Linked DNA regions of Homo sapiens: all the other regions are linked to region 3. A link is a contact called in ENCODE Hi-C data. All regions are on one chromosome and are shown on one strand. The core of a region is the stretch at or near the end of the contact, and the rest is flanking DNA. Distances in the headings are between cores, read along the strand shown. Region 1 holds the start of DNPEP-AS1 (DNPEP antisense RNA 1). Region 2 holds the start of DNAJB2 (DnaJ heat shock protein family (Hsp40) member B2). Region 3 holds the start of SMARCAL1-AS1 (SMARCAL1 antisense RNA 1). Region 4 holds the start of STK36 (serine/threonine kinase 36).

Region 1 (2,984 bases), core at 354-2,853, 3.0 Mb before region 3:
GTCTCACTTCTGATTTGAATAGGAACACTTCTGTATTTCCCTCCCAAAATGCTGGGATGACAGGCGTGAGCCACCACTCCCGGCTCACTTTCTAAGTTATGCATTTTGGTGATGTTTGAATCTCTTACTCAAGCATGTACTCTTTTCTGTGATCAGAAAGAACATTAAAGGTGGTTCCTTATTCAGGTTGTCTCCTTCCCTTATACATTGTAGCCTTGTTTCGGCCCTTTCACTGTCCTCCTTGAATGTGTCCCCTCCCCAGGAGGTAGAGGACAAGAATGCTCTCTCCATGTCCTGCTCAGCATTGAGCTTTATACATAATTTTATTTATTTATTTATTGAGACAGAATCTCACTCTGTCGCCCAGGCTGGAGTGCAGTGGCACGATCTCAGCTCACTGCAACCTCCACCTCCCGGGTTCAAGCGATTCTCTTGCCTCAGCCTCCCAAGTAGCTGCTGGGATTACAGGCACGTGCCACTACACCCGGCTAATTTTTGTATTTTTTGTAGAGACGGGGTTTCACCATGTTGGTCAGACTGGTCACGAACTCCTGACCTCAAGTGATCTACCCGCCTCGGCCTCCCAAAGTGCTGGGATTACAGGCGTGAGCCACTGCGCCAGGCCCATAATGGTATTTCAACAAACGGTTAGGGAATGCCATGAATTTAAGCCAGCACCTAGTGGGTGAATTCTTGAAAACTCCCCTGCCATATCTACTAGTTTGAAGTGAGGGCTGCAGGACCTTTCCAGCCTCTCCCCATCCCACCCTGTCACTCCCCACCCCAGGTATATAAACGGCAGGTTGCTCCATAAACCTGTGATCTCTGGAATTTTGTTTGAACCCCTGGTAGCTGGGCCCTGTTTTGGATCTAGAGGCCACCAAGAGTCCTGATCAGTTCCTGCAGCTAGGAAGGTGCATGGGGTTTAAACGTGCTACTCACTACTCCTGACATGGGAATACTGGAACTGCCAATAATGTGGAATTTGTTTTTCTGTTGTTTTTAACAAATGGAAAGGGCACAGATATCAGAGTCAAATCCCAGATCCACCCAAACAGCTATGTGATCTTGGGCAAGTCAACTTCTGTGTCCCTTGTGGACCTCCCGTGTAACATAACACTTACCAAAGCGCATAGAAAAAGGTCCAGAAAAGATCTGAGAGAAGGCTGTAGGGTTGTTCCAGGCCTCTGCAATCAAACTGATGGAGTTCAAACCCCACCTGTGCCGTTTATTACCTCGACGGATCACTAGTCTCCGTATCTCAGCTTTCTCTGTTCATGCATAAACTGGGGACAGTAAGAGTACATAGTTGATGGGGCAGTTGTGAAGATTAAACGAGGTAACAGGCCAATCTTTATCATAAAGCTAAAGCTCACCGTGAGCGCCCCATGGACATTAGCCTTATTGCTTTTATTGTCACAAAGGTGGCTGTGGCGAGAGACAGCACTTTGTACCGTACCCGTCGGACCCGGTGAGCTGGAGGGGCGAGCTTTTTATTGGCCTCGAGGCCCGGGGCACGGGGAGGCGGGCCGTCCGCGGCTGTCCTAGCACCTCCGCGGCAGCAGAGGGCCCTGGCGGCGGCTGCGGGTCGCGCGGCGTGGGTGACGGGGGTGCAGGGCGGGGCCTAACGAGCAGCCCCCGCAGGGGCGGAGACGAGGGCGGGCCGGAGGCGGAGGCGCGGCCTGGAGAGGGATGGGGCGGAAGCGGGGCGGGCGGTGCAGCCTAGCGAGGGGCGGGGCGGACGAGGAAGCGTGACGAGCGGCGGGGCGGGTGGAGCAGCCTGGCGAGGAGCGGGGCGGGGTGGGCGGCACGGCCTGACAAGGGGCGGGGAGCGCAAGGAGGCCTGACGAAGGGCGGGGCGGAGCAAGGGCGGGGGCAGGGCGAGTAGTGGGGTACAGCGAGGGCCGGAGCGGATGGGGGAAACCTGGTGAGGGGCGGGACAAAGCGGGGAGGGCGGTGCAGCCTGGCGAGAGGCGGGGCGGACGAGGAAGCTTGACGAGGGGCGGGGCGGGCGGTGCAGCCCTGCGAGGGGCAGGGCGGGCGGTGCTTCCTGGCGAGGGGCGGGGCGGGGCGGGCGGTGCGGCCAAGCTAGGGGCGGGGCAAGGGCGGGGCAAGGCGGGTGGTGGTGCCCAGCGAGGGGCGGAGCGGACAGGGTAAGCCCGCCGAGGGGCGGGGCTGACCGAGGTGGGCGGGGCGGATGCCGAGGGGCGGGGAGAGGTGGGCGGGGAGGCCAAACATGGGGCGGGGCGGCGCGGCCGGGGAAGCGTGATGAAGGCCTACGAGTGCGGCGCGGCCTGAAGGGGCACGCGGGGGACCTGCAAAGCTAGTGAGGGGCGGGGCAGGCGGCGCGGTGGGGGCGGGCCGAGCCCGGAGGCCAGATGAGCGGACACAGCCCCACGCGCGGGGCCATGCAGGTAAGTGGCTCCCGACGGCCCCACTTGAATTTCGATCCCAGACCGGGTCCGGCGCCCTCCGGGGCCCAAGCTTAGCGCGGTGCTGCAGTGGGGCCGCCTGACCCAAAGCGAAACCGAAAGCCCCGCGGAGGGTGACCTGACGACTTTCCCGGGACTGGAAGGGGGAGTCCTGCGAGAGACTAGGTGGGTGCGAGAGAGGAGTCAGGGTGCTCCTTGGGGTACAGGGCTTTGGCTCCGGGCTGGGTACGCGCACGTGATGCAGGCCGCCTCAGAGTATGGGGCCCGCTTGGGATCCCGGAGTTTGGGAGCAGAACAGGATTTCCTAGCTGGGCAGGGACATGGGGGCGGGACTTAGGGAGTCGGGCTAAAGTTCGGATTAAGGGGCGGGCCTGGCTCATGATCCTGGGCCGGCGGGCTGAAGCTTTCAACGGAGTTTCAGCCCTGGGTTTGGGTCTCTCGGTGGGGACGGGCGGAAGCAGAGGTCTGTGCCTTAGAGTGGTCACTTCTGGGGGTGGGGATGGGAGAATCCTCGGAACCTGGGTGAAAGGTCAGGGGTCCCAGACCTTGTAA
Region 2 (3,153 bases), core at 1-2,500, 2.9 Mb before region 3:
TTTTGTCTGGGTGCCACTGGAGAGCCTTGCGCCGATACCTGCAGAAAGTGGGTGCAGAGGAGAGAGTCGGGGGACAAATGCAGGCACTTCCCACCCAGGAACCGAACGACCTGTTTTCCCATTAGCCTATCACTGTCCTTTCACCCCCGGGTCCCAGTCCACCCCAGCTGCTAGGGCTGCCGCTGCTGTGATATTTTCATCAAGTTCCACCCTCTCTCCTCCGCCACCAGTGCTGGGACCACATGTACAAGCGGATACAATGCCAGGGTCCCTAGCCCCTCCCTAGGGCTCACTGGACTGGGGCTGCAAAGGTTGGGGCACATGTGGCCTCGAAGAGTACAGGGACACCGGCCCCTCCTCCTCATAGAGCCTCTTTGCACTGCATCTTTGCACTGCAGCCTGAGAATGCCCAAATCTAGGGGGAAGGGGGAGGGGAGGGGAAAGGAGGAGGAGGAGGAGGAGGAGGGGAAGATCAACTGGAGAACAACCCATAACACAGTGCAGCTCCCAGAGGAACTAACTACTTCACTCTCTGGACGTTCTCCTTGTACTCTACCAGGGGTCTCTTTCCTCCCTGCAGGTGTCACTCGGAAGAAGCACCCCAGTGCTTTCTAACGACCTGGTTCCCTCAGACACCTACAGGTGTCACTCTGAAGTGCCCCATGGTGGTGGCGGGTGGAGGGTGAGAGGTCTTCTGTTGCATACGGAGGCACTTACGCCTTCTTGATGTCATCAGCGGACGCACTTCGCGGCACGTCTAGGATCTCGTAGTAGGATGCCATGGCAACTGGTCAGTCGTCAGGCGGGCCTCCTTGGGGCTGCAGAAGAGAAGGAGTCAGGCGGAAAGAACCAAGAGCCCCACCCTGTGGCTGCAGCAGTCCCCCTCCCCGGGTGGCGGAAGGCGCTCCCAGTTGGAAGCGGAGCACACCGGGCTCTGCTTGCGGCCGGTGACTAGGCTCCCTCCGGCAGCCTTATCTGCCCCCGCAGGCCGGGGCCAAGAGCTATCTCGACGCCCAGGCCCAGGAGCCCTATCGGGGCCCCCCAACTCCAGCAGTCCGATCCAGGGCCCCCAGCCTGACCCGGGCCCCCGGCCGCACCTCCTCCGCCAGGAGTCCCGGCCTCCTGCGGCGCCCCGCCCCTGCCCCCCGCCGGGAACCGTCTGGCACCCGCAGCCCGGCTCGCGGCTGCTGCGTAGGACGCGCCCGGCCCAGCTGTGCGCGCAGGCATGCGTCAGCGGTGCGGAAACTACTAGAGACGGGGAGAAGGCCGGCTCCGCCTGTCCCCTGGGGGGGTGGGGGCCTGCAGGGGCTGCCGGGAGAAGAGGGCGGAGCCGGCTATTTTGGGCACACACCAGGACGACGTCAGCCCCAGCTGGGACCTGGGAGACTGCGGCCCCGCCTCCATCCAAGCGAGAAGCGCTCGCACGGAGGCTGGGGCAGCCCACAAACAAGCCGCTCGGCCCCCAGGTTCCTCTGTCACTTTCTTATAAACATGAGCGATGATCCATGCTTACTCACCCACCTCGAGGACTCAGACTCTTCCCTCCCTCCCCCCACCACGGTTCTAACTCCTCCCCCTTCTTCAGCTCCCAGCTCCAGCCCCAGGTCCCCCAGCAGGCTGCCCTGGCTTTCCTGAGTAGGTCAGAACTGCCTTTTACAGCATCTCGTGGCATTTCCTTCATCAGGCTTGTTAGAGCCACAAATTAGCATTTATTGGTTTGATTATTTTTTATTACCATTCACCTCCCCCACTAGAATGTCGATTTCACAGGACAGGAATTGTGTGTTTTTTCTCACTGGTCTATTAGAGCAGTCGTAGGGGTTCAAAACTACCCGTGGGATGAATAAATAATGAACACCTGCAAACCTCTTGTTGACAGTTTTGACACATTTGGGGGAGGTGAGGTAAAGGGGGCCGTACAACGGAATTCCCCAGGTTCAAGTCTTCCCAAACTGATCCTGAGTAGGCCTATTCCACTTCAAAATGCTCCCTGGGTTCAGGCCTCATTGGAGAGTTAGGAAACCTTCCAGAACTGGCTCCTGCTTGATCCCATCCAGGCCAATCCAAAGGCGTTAGCTGAGCATTTTTCTGCATTCAAGATGCTGCCAGGCCGTATAAAGAAGAATGTGGCCCAAGCCCTGCCTTTGCAGAGCTTGAACTTGATAAGATACCAGCCCATCAGTGTAGCCCGCTGGGAAACCCGAGGCTTTGGAAACAGAGTACAACCTGGCATTACTGTGAGACTTGGGAAAATCTCTGAGCACTCTTTTTTTCTCACTAAATATAGGTAGTGCCTAGGGTTGTTTGAAAGTCAAATGAGACATGGTACGAATTAGGTGTTACTGCGGTCCTGCTGGCATCGTGATTGGCTCAAGCAATAATGGTTATGTGAGTCCAGAAAAGTGCTTTAGGCTGGGGGACCCAGGAATACTTCGCCAACGAGAAGGGTTTGAGGCGGACGTGAGAGAAGAAGGTGGTGTGAGTGTCCTGGTTTCCTGGCTGCCCACCATCAGAACCTCCTGCCTACATTTGGGGAATTCCCATCGCAAGGGCCCTAATGGAAAGCAGGCCACCATTTGCCACAAAGCCCCAATGCTTGCTCTCCCTGACTCGGCTCTGGGGTTGCAGGCAGAAGACATGAGCTCCGCCAATCGGATGCTCCAACTGGGACTTTGAATCTGGAGCAAGTCACGGAATAGCAAGGCTGGTTTAGGAATTCATTTCTGCGGCGGCGGTGGAGGCGATGGGGCCAACAGCGGCCTCTAGTGTCTGGAGGAGGAAGTGTCAGCGCTACTGCCGCAGGTGAGGGACGAGAGTAGGAGGATCACTGCGGAGGGTGGAGGGGACAGGAGTCTCCTACACAGGCTGTCCTGTGCCCAACCTTGACTGTGGTACTGGCTGCCCAGCTTCCCTAGGTGCCTGTCTGATTGCTGACCCTTGTTTGCTGGCCCTTGCATTGATTCTGTGTGCTATCCGATATCTCTATAATTGTTGGGGGCAGGGGACTTGAAACAATTTGCCAGTTAGCTTCTGCTGTTTATAAGAGTCCTGACTGACACAAAGACTAAGGGTTAGACTTGGTATAAGAGGAAGGAGTGGTTGGGTTAAGTCACTCCAAATTTTCCAGATCTCTGCCTTTTTCTTCTTACTCTG
Region 3 (3,399 bases), core at 700-3,199:
AAAAAGCAGGTCGGGTGTAATCCCAGCACTTTGGGAAGCTGAGGCAGGTGGATCACTTGAGGTCAGGAGTTTGAGACCAGCCTGGCCAACATGGTGAAACCCCATCTCTACTAAAAATACAAAATTAGCCAGGCGTGGTGGTGCACGCCTGTAATCCCAGCTACTTGGGAGGCTGAGGCAGGAGAATTGCTTGAACCTGGGAGGCAGAGGTTGCAGTAAGCCAAGATCGTGCCACCGCACTCCAGCCTGGGCAACAAGAACAAAACTCTCAAAGAAAAAAAAAAAAGCAAAAAGCAAATCCAAAGCTAAAAAGGCATTTCAGAGGCAATATTTCTCTCCTTCTCACATGGTAACTCACATGGTAACTCAATGGTTCGAAGCACTGCCAAAATGGTGAGTAACTCTTCTGATAACTCACATGGCCCAGCCAAGGTGAGTTATCAGAACCTAAGAAAGTTATGCATTGCAACGTAAATCCATCAGATAATGAGAAAGGTGACATTTTTAACCAGAAAGCATAATAGATTAGACTGAAATAGACCAACCAACCACATACCATGGCGTGACACTTGCTAACATAGTCTTTTTCCAACCTAGAAGAAGGAAAAAAGCATTAGCCTCCCATAGCCTGCACACTGAATTCTCCCCTCACATTCACCCCTTTTTATCATTCCTGGCAAATCAGTCTGCCTGTGGCTCAGTGCAAGCCAGAGCAGCTGGCCTTAGGACCTGACTTCCAACACAACACACGGAGCAACTGACTGACTCTCCTGGGAAAATAAGGAGCAGAAAAAAAAAAATTATGTGTTCACTGTGCAAATTAAGATGCTACATAAAGATGTAAACAAAAAAGAATAAAATTACTCTGTAATCTTACCAGCCATCAATAACCACAGTTGAAATTAATAATTTAGAGTATATAGTTCGGATTTTTTTTCATCCATAACAAAATGGCACATATTTAGGAGATATAAGAATTTATTATAAAGTAGGATCATTGTAAACATTCCATATTGCACCCTGATTATTTTTTTCCATGAATTTACCCGGAACATTTATTTTCCTATGAGCTGAGACATGTTTACAATATTTTAGAAGCAGCGGGCAGGACACACCAATTTGTCTGGCTTGGTTCAGACTAAATAGGCTGCATCTAATGTAATGCTGTGTAACGGTTACAATGATGATGTAGGGGTACTCCAGTAGCATTGCTTAGGCCTCTGGGCAGCTATAGGGTTCAAAGCCTTCCTTCCCTGCTGGGGCTCCCTTTGGCCAGAACCCAACCCCCCTCCCCCCTCCCCCACCACGAAGTATCTATCCCCAGAGAACTTCCACCTTCTCCAACCATTAGCAGTTAGGAAGGGGTGAAGAGGTTAGGAAAAGGTTTTGGAGGTGCACAGCAGAAGCCCTCAGTCTCTCTGGGTAACACACTCCTGCCTAAGTTTCCAACCAGGGATCTCCTGCACCTCCAAACTCCCCAGATCCCAGGCCTGGTAAGCTGTCTCCACTAACCAGAGAGACTCGGCCATAAGACCCACTGATCAGCCCCAAACCATAAATCCATTCCGCCACATGGACGCCCCTCTTCCCCTCTAGGCAGGGACCTCTGCCCCCCGCCCCCCACGCCCCGCATTTCGGGGCGAGCCTCACCCAGCCTCAAGGTAAGCGGGCGCCACGCCCCACTCCCACCCCTACGATCTCCACTTGGATTCACCCTTCCCATTGGCCCACTTCCTCCTCCAGGCTGGCATTGGTCTCGTCCGCCTCCGCCGCCTTCCTGCCAGTCTACCACTTTCTCACCCAGGGAGGCCTAGAACGCGAGCCACATTCGCCCCCGGCCCTGACCCCAGGCGCGACTGCAGAGCCTCCCGAGCGGGACCGGTCTTCCGAGTGGACGGTTAGGCCACGGGTATTCAAGCGCTGCGAGTTCGCCAGCCTTATTGTAGCGGCCAGGCCTGAAGGGCTAGGCCACCGCTGAACTACATTTCCCAGCAGGCAACGCGGCCGCAGTTTCGCTTCCAAAAGTAAGAATGATGAGACGAGAACGCGAGCGGGGCTGCAGTGTCTTCTGGGATTTGTAGTTCGGGCCGGGAGCCTGGCGAGAAACGGGAGCTGCAACGTCATGGGCGGGGCGAAAGTGGTGCACCCTGGAAGTTGTAGTTCTCCAGAGGTTTAGCCAAACACTAGGTCCTGAAAGCCTAGGACGTTGAGGTTTCCAAACCCGGAGTCGGCTGTCTCCAGAGGACATCCCAGACAGCCATACTAACTTGGCAGCTCTTAATAAAAAGTATCTCCCCGGGGCATCCATTCCTGGTATTGCTATACTTGCCATTTAAGCCCCACCCGCTGCGCCCGGCTGCCATCATCGTCATCATTGTAGTCATCAGTCATTGTGTTTAGCATAAATATGAGTTACCTCATTTAACCGCACTACAACCTATGGAACACATTCTTGTCCCCCTTTTACAGAGGGGGAAACTAAGACAGCTATTTGATAATATTTCTCAAGGCTTTATTAAGCTAGCTTGTGATTCTGATTCCATAGCCCCTCCTCTTGAGAGAAGATTAGTCATGAGACTTAAAGAGTCACTTTACCCCATCCTGAGCACCAACATCCTGAGCCATCCTGAGCACCATTGGTGATAAATATAACATTTCTCTATCAGTGTGCATATGAATGTTGCTATTGTTCTATTTTCAAACATGGCTCATTTAAAAACAAACAAGTCTACTAAAGGATTTGAAAAAATGGACCAGACATGCTAAGAAAAAGGAAGCACAGCAATGTGTGTAGTTTGATTTTTTTTTTTTTCATCCTTACCTGTACATGTATGTAAACTCATAAAGGTCTGGGAAGGAAACTTAAAAAGTCACCAAACTGTTCAGGAGCAGAGTGGCATGAAATACACTTTTCAGCTTTTTAATCTCTATTTTTCAGAATGATTTGAATTTTCTAAAATAATAATGTAGAATTTGTGTGACTTTTGAAACAATAAATAATCTCCCTTCTTCCTTCCTTCCTTTTTTTTTTTTTTTTTTTTTTTTTTTTTTTTTTTGAGACAGAGTCTCACTCTGTTGCCTAGACTGAGTGTGGTGGTGTAATCTTGGCTCACTTCAGCCTCTGACTCCTGGGTTCAAATGATTCTCCTGCCTCAGCCTCCCAAATAGCTGGGATTATGGGTGCATGCCGCCATGCCTGGCTGATTTTAGTAATTTTAGTAGAGACAGAGTTTTACCATGTTGGCCAGGCTGGTCTCAAACTCCTGACCTCAAGTGATCCACCTGCCTCAGCCTCCCAAAGTGCTGGGATTACAGGTGTGAGCCACTGCGCCCAGCCCATTTGTCTTAAATGACAAAGACATTGCCTGTCTTAGGGGATCTGTGTGAGGTTTAGTAGTA
Region 4 (3,397 bases), core at 82-2,581, 2.3 Mb before region 3:
CTGCAAAACATTTCCCCTTCTGGAAGAAGTGTTCTGATTTGACCAGCACTCAAGATGAGATTTAGGAGAAAGGAAAGGAAAAAAAAAATGAAGAGGAAATAATAGAGTTCAAGTGGTTTACCTCTTATTACATGGTGTGCTAGAGACTAATAATATTTGTTGTTTACTAACAGCCAGGCACTGTACTAAGTGATTTAATGTGAAAACATATTTAATCCTCAAACTCCATCAATCAGTTGCTGTTCTTATCCCCATTCTAGAGATAAGGAAATTGAGACATAGGGAAGTTAAGTAATTTGTCCATAATTCTAGGGCTAGAAAGCGGTGGAGATGGAATTTGCACCCAAATAATCCAACTTCAAAGCTTATACTCCATAAGAAGTATGAGGGAGTCAGTACCTTAGGAATACAAACTGGTATAAATACATTCCTTCTAGATCCATTTTCCACTGGAGTTGGGGGTACCAAATCCCACCCAAAAGGTATCCCTCTTTGTGCAACACCTGAGCACTGTATTTTCTTCGACCCTTGTACACCCTCCCAAAAGAGCCTTCTCCAATCATCTCCAACACGTGGTACTTTTCCATGACAGAGGTTTCAGGATCTCTTAGAAGGAAGAAAGTAGAGACGGTGAAGAGCTATAGATCCAGGGACAGTTCCACAACATCTGGGACGCCTAGTTGGGGCACGGGAAAGGAAAAATGTTAGCCACCTTGCCTTTTCCTCTTTTTCACAATAAAGCCTCAAAAAACATGGGAGGGTGGAATGCATGCAAAGATGATGCGCTCTTGGAACAAACAGAGCTTCTCTTTGTAGTTCCTCCCCACTTTCATCCTCCTGTCCCCAACCCGGCCCCATGCCCAACTAACACCTGGTTCCCCTTCTCCCTCACCCAGCCTGGCTCACTCGACCCTACTCTTTCAACCTAGCCTCGCCCAACCAACCCTGCTCCTTTGAGTCTCCCCCAAGTTCCTGCCACTCCCAGACTCCTCAGCACCCGCTCTCAGACCCCCTGGCCCGTGCGCTTCGCAGGCCAGAGCCCCTCTCTCACCCCCAGCCTAGGAGCTCCAAGCTCCTCAGGCCAAGGGACGGATTCCCTGGCGTTTAGCCCCATCTCTTCTGGCTGCCTGCATACGTTGCCTGACTTATAATTCTTCTCCACCCGCCTCTCCCTCCGGTCTCTTTCGGCTCCCTTTCTTACAATTTTACTCGCTAGAACTGGTGAGAAGTTCAGAGGACAAAGGCGCTCAGAGGTGTGGAATGGACGGCGGACCACACATGGGCACTTCCTGGGACACATCCGAACTGCCTCAGGGCCATCAGGCCCGGCTAAGGACCCGGAGTCTGCGGTTGCCTAGAAACGACGCTAGCTGCCCACCCCTCTTAGTTTTCCGCCTCCGACTTCCCTAAGGGCATTTCCGGTTCCGGCTGCGGGCCGGTGAAGATATGGCGGCGTCTGCGTCTGCAGCTGCAGGGGAGGAGGACTGGTAACTTTGGGGGCATGGGCTTTGGCTGACAGCCTGGATCTAGTCCAGAGGCCTAGCAGCTGTCGCAGACGGTCCGTACGGCGGGCGTGTGGGGTGGAGCGAGGGATGAGGGATGGCAGAGATGCTGACATCTCTGGGAAAGCTGGACTGGGGAACGGGAGGGTGGAGGGGCGCTGATCTGAGTGAGAGGAGAACGGGTCGGCGCCCGCCAGGCCAGTTCAGGCCTCGCCGCATCCGGTTCGATCCCTTTTCCTCCAGCTTCACGCCATCCCTTTCTCTCCTCCTCAAATGAATTTTCTCAGGGGCTTTGGGGGATGCCTGCCCATCAGACCTCCCCATCTCCCTTTCTCCTCTCAGAACCAGTGCCCTCCAGTTCCGGCCCCCTTTCCCCTTGGATCAGCCTTTTTCCGCCGACGCTTTCCTCAGCCTTCTCTCTCTCACACAGCACTAGTGAGGACTATTGTATGAATAAAGCTTTACACTTCATATAAAGTCCCTCTAGTCCTTCTCTCAAGCATTCTTAACCAAAGACTAGAACATGGAAGGACTCTGGGATTTGGAAGTAGGATCAATGTGGGTTAACTCCACATTTTATTAGCTGTGTGATGCTGAACAGGCCATCTAGCTTCTGTGAGTCAGTGTCCTCAGCTGTAAAAAAAAAAAGTGGGTGTGGCATTTACCTCAGAATAGTTGAGAGGATCACGACGGATTTGTAATATACTTAAGTCTGTTTTTTGTTTTGTTTTGTTTTGTTTTTTGAGACAGAGTCTCACTCTCGCCCACGCTGGAGTGCGGTGGTGCGATTACGGCTCACTGCAGCCTCGACCTCCCCAGGCTCAGGTGATCCTTCTGCCTCAGCCTTCCGAGTAGCTGAGACTACAGGTGTGTGCCACCATGCCTGGCTAATTTTTGTATTTTTTGTAGAGACGGAGTTTTGCCATGTTGGCCAGACTGGTCTTGAACCCCTGGGTTCAAGTGATCCTCCCACCTCAGCCTCCCAAGGTGCTGGAATTACAGGCGTGAGCCACCACACCCGGCCTCCTTTTCATTAATAACTGAGGTGCAGGCACCTGGGAAGACTAGATGAGTCCCAAAGAAGTAAAGTGATTTGCCAAAAGATAGAAAATTATGAATAGAAATCCATATCTGTCTGACTCCACACCTTAGATTCTTTGTACTAGGACATTCTTCAGTCCCCACTCCCCCAATTTTTTTTTTTTTTTTTTTTTTTTTTGAGACGGAGTCTTGCTCTGTCGCCCAGGCTGGAGTGCAGTGGCGCAATCTCGGTTCACTGCAAGCTCCGCCTCCCGGGTTCATGCCATTCTCCTGCCTCAGCCTCCCGAGTAGCTGGGACTACAGGCGCCCGCCACCACACCCAGCTAATTTTTTGTGATTTTTAGTAGAGACGGGGTTTCACCCTGTTAGCCAGGATGGTCTCTATCTCCTGACTTCATGATCCACCCGCCTCAGCCTCCCAAAGTGCTGGGATTACAGGCCTGAGCCACCGCGCCCGGCCCCCCTCCCCCATTTTGTTGTCACCACCTTACCACCATCCCATCCAGGACCCATATAACTAGGGTGGGCGAAGTATTGAAGGGCCACTTGACTGAGGCTACACCTCAATGTTACATTGGTTCAGGGAGCCCAGCTAGTACTGGCCGTTATTAAGAGTATCTAGACTACTGGTTTTCAAAGTGTTCAGGGAAACTTCTTTTTTTTTTTTTTTTTTAAGAGACAGAGTCTTACTTTGTCACCCAGGCTGGAGTACAGTGGCAAGATCATGGCTCACTACAGCCTCGACCTCCTGGGCTCCCGTGATTCTTCTGCCTCAGTCTCCCAAGTAGCTGGGACCACCGTGTCCAGTTAATTTTTTATTTTTTGTAGAGATAGTGTCTCGCTTTGTTGCCCAG

What was found. A loop is a pair of places that touch in the nucleus more often than their neighbours do. Pooled maps may share reads with other maps.
Region 1: a map of CD8-positive, alpha-beta T cell shows a loop between it and region 3 (19-fold over the local background). The contact joins the promoter of DNPEP-AS1 here to the promoter of SMARCAL1-AS1 in region 3. A Hi-C loop is called at or near these places in 4 of 168 maps with a recorded cell type or tissue (CD4-positive, alpha-beta memory T cell, CD8-positive, alpha-beta T cell and naive thymus-derived CD4-positive, alpha-beta T cell) and 13 of 50 pooled maps.
Region 2: a loop to region 3 is called in a pooled map, with 10 times the contacts of the local background. The contact joins the promoter of DNAJB2 here to the promoter of SMARCAL1-AS1 in region 3. A Hi-C loop is called at or near these places in 7 of 50 pooled maps.
Region 4: a loop to region 3 is called in a pooled map, with 7 times the contacts of the local background. The contact joins the promoter of STK36 here to the promoter of SMARCAL1-AS1 in region 3. A Hi-C loop is called at or near these places in 5 of 50 pooled maps.

The regions. Positions count from the first base shown.
Region 1 is chr2:219,387,189-219,390,172 of GRCh38, reverse strand. DNPEP-AS1 (DNPEP antisense RNA 1) reads right to left here and starts at 1,603. Exons shown (of 4, transcript NR_183823.1): 1 at 1,377-1,603; 2 at 1,125-1,286. It overlaps DNPEP (aspartyl aminopeptidase), which reads left to right and starts at 2,261. Exons shown (of 15, transcript NM_012100.4): 1 at 2,261-2,414. The coding sequence starts at 2,379. RefSeq lists silencers at 1,460-1,609, 1,690-2,209, 2,230-2,469 and an enhancer at 2,734-2,984.
Region 2 is chr2:219,277,463-219,280,615 of GRCh38, reverse strand. DNAJB2 (DnaJ heat shock protein family (Hsp40) member B2) reads right to left here and starts at 1,250. Exons shown (of 9, transcript NM_006736.6): 1 at 1,098-1,250; 2 at 718-818; 3 at 1-38. The coding sequence starts at 782. RefSeq lists silencers at 926-1,405, 2,647-2,849 and an enhancer at 2,426-3,130.
Region 3 is chr2:216,411,050-216,414,448 of GRCh38, reverse strand. SMARCAL1-AS1 (SMARCAL1 antisense RNA 1) reads left to right here and starts at 1,949. Exons shown (of 5, transcript XR_001739881.1): 1 at 1,949-2,024. SMARCAL1 (SNF2 related chromatin remodeling annealing helicase 1) reads right to left here and starts at 1,965. Exons shown (of 18, transcript NM_014140.4): 1 at 1,801-1,965; 2 at 557-593. RefSeq lists enhancers at 1,856-1,945, 2,076-2,165, 1,909-2,203.
Region 4 is chr2:218,670,020-218,673,416 of GRCh38, reverse strand. It overlaps STK36 (serine/threonine kinase 36), which reads right to left and starts at 1,331. Exons shown (of 27, transcript NM_015690.5): 1 at 1,202-1,331; 2 at 504-676. The coding sequence starts at 587. It overlaps RNF25 (ring finger protein 25), which reads left to right and starts at 1,415. Exons shown (of 10, transcript NM_022453.3): 1 at 1,415-1,487. The coding sequence starts at 1,447. RefSeq lists an enhancer at 1,411-1,510.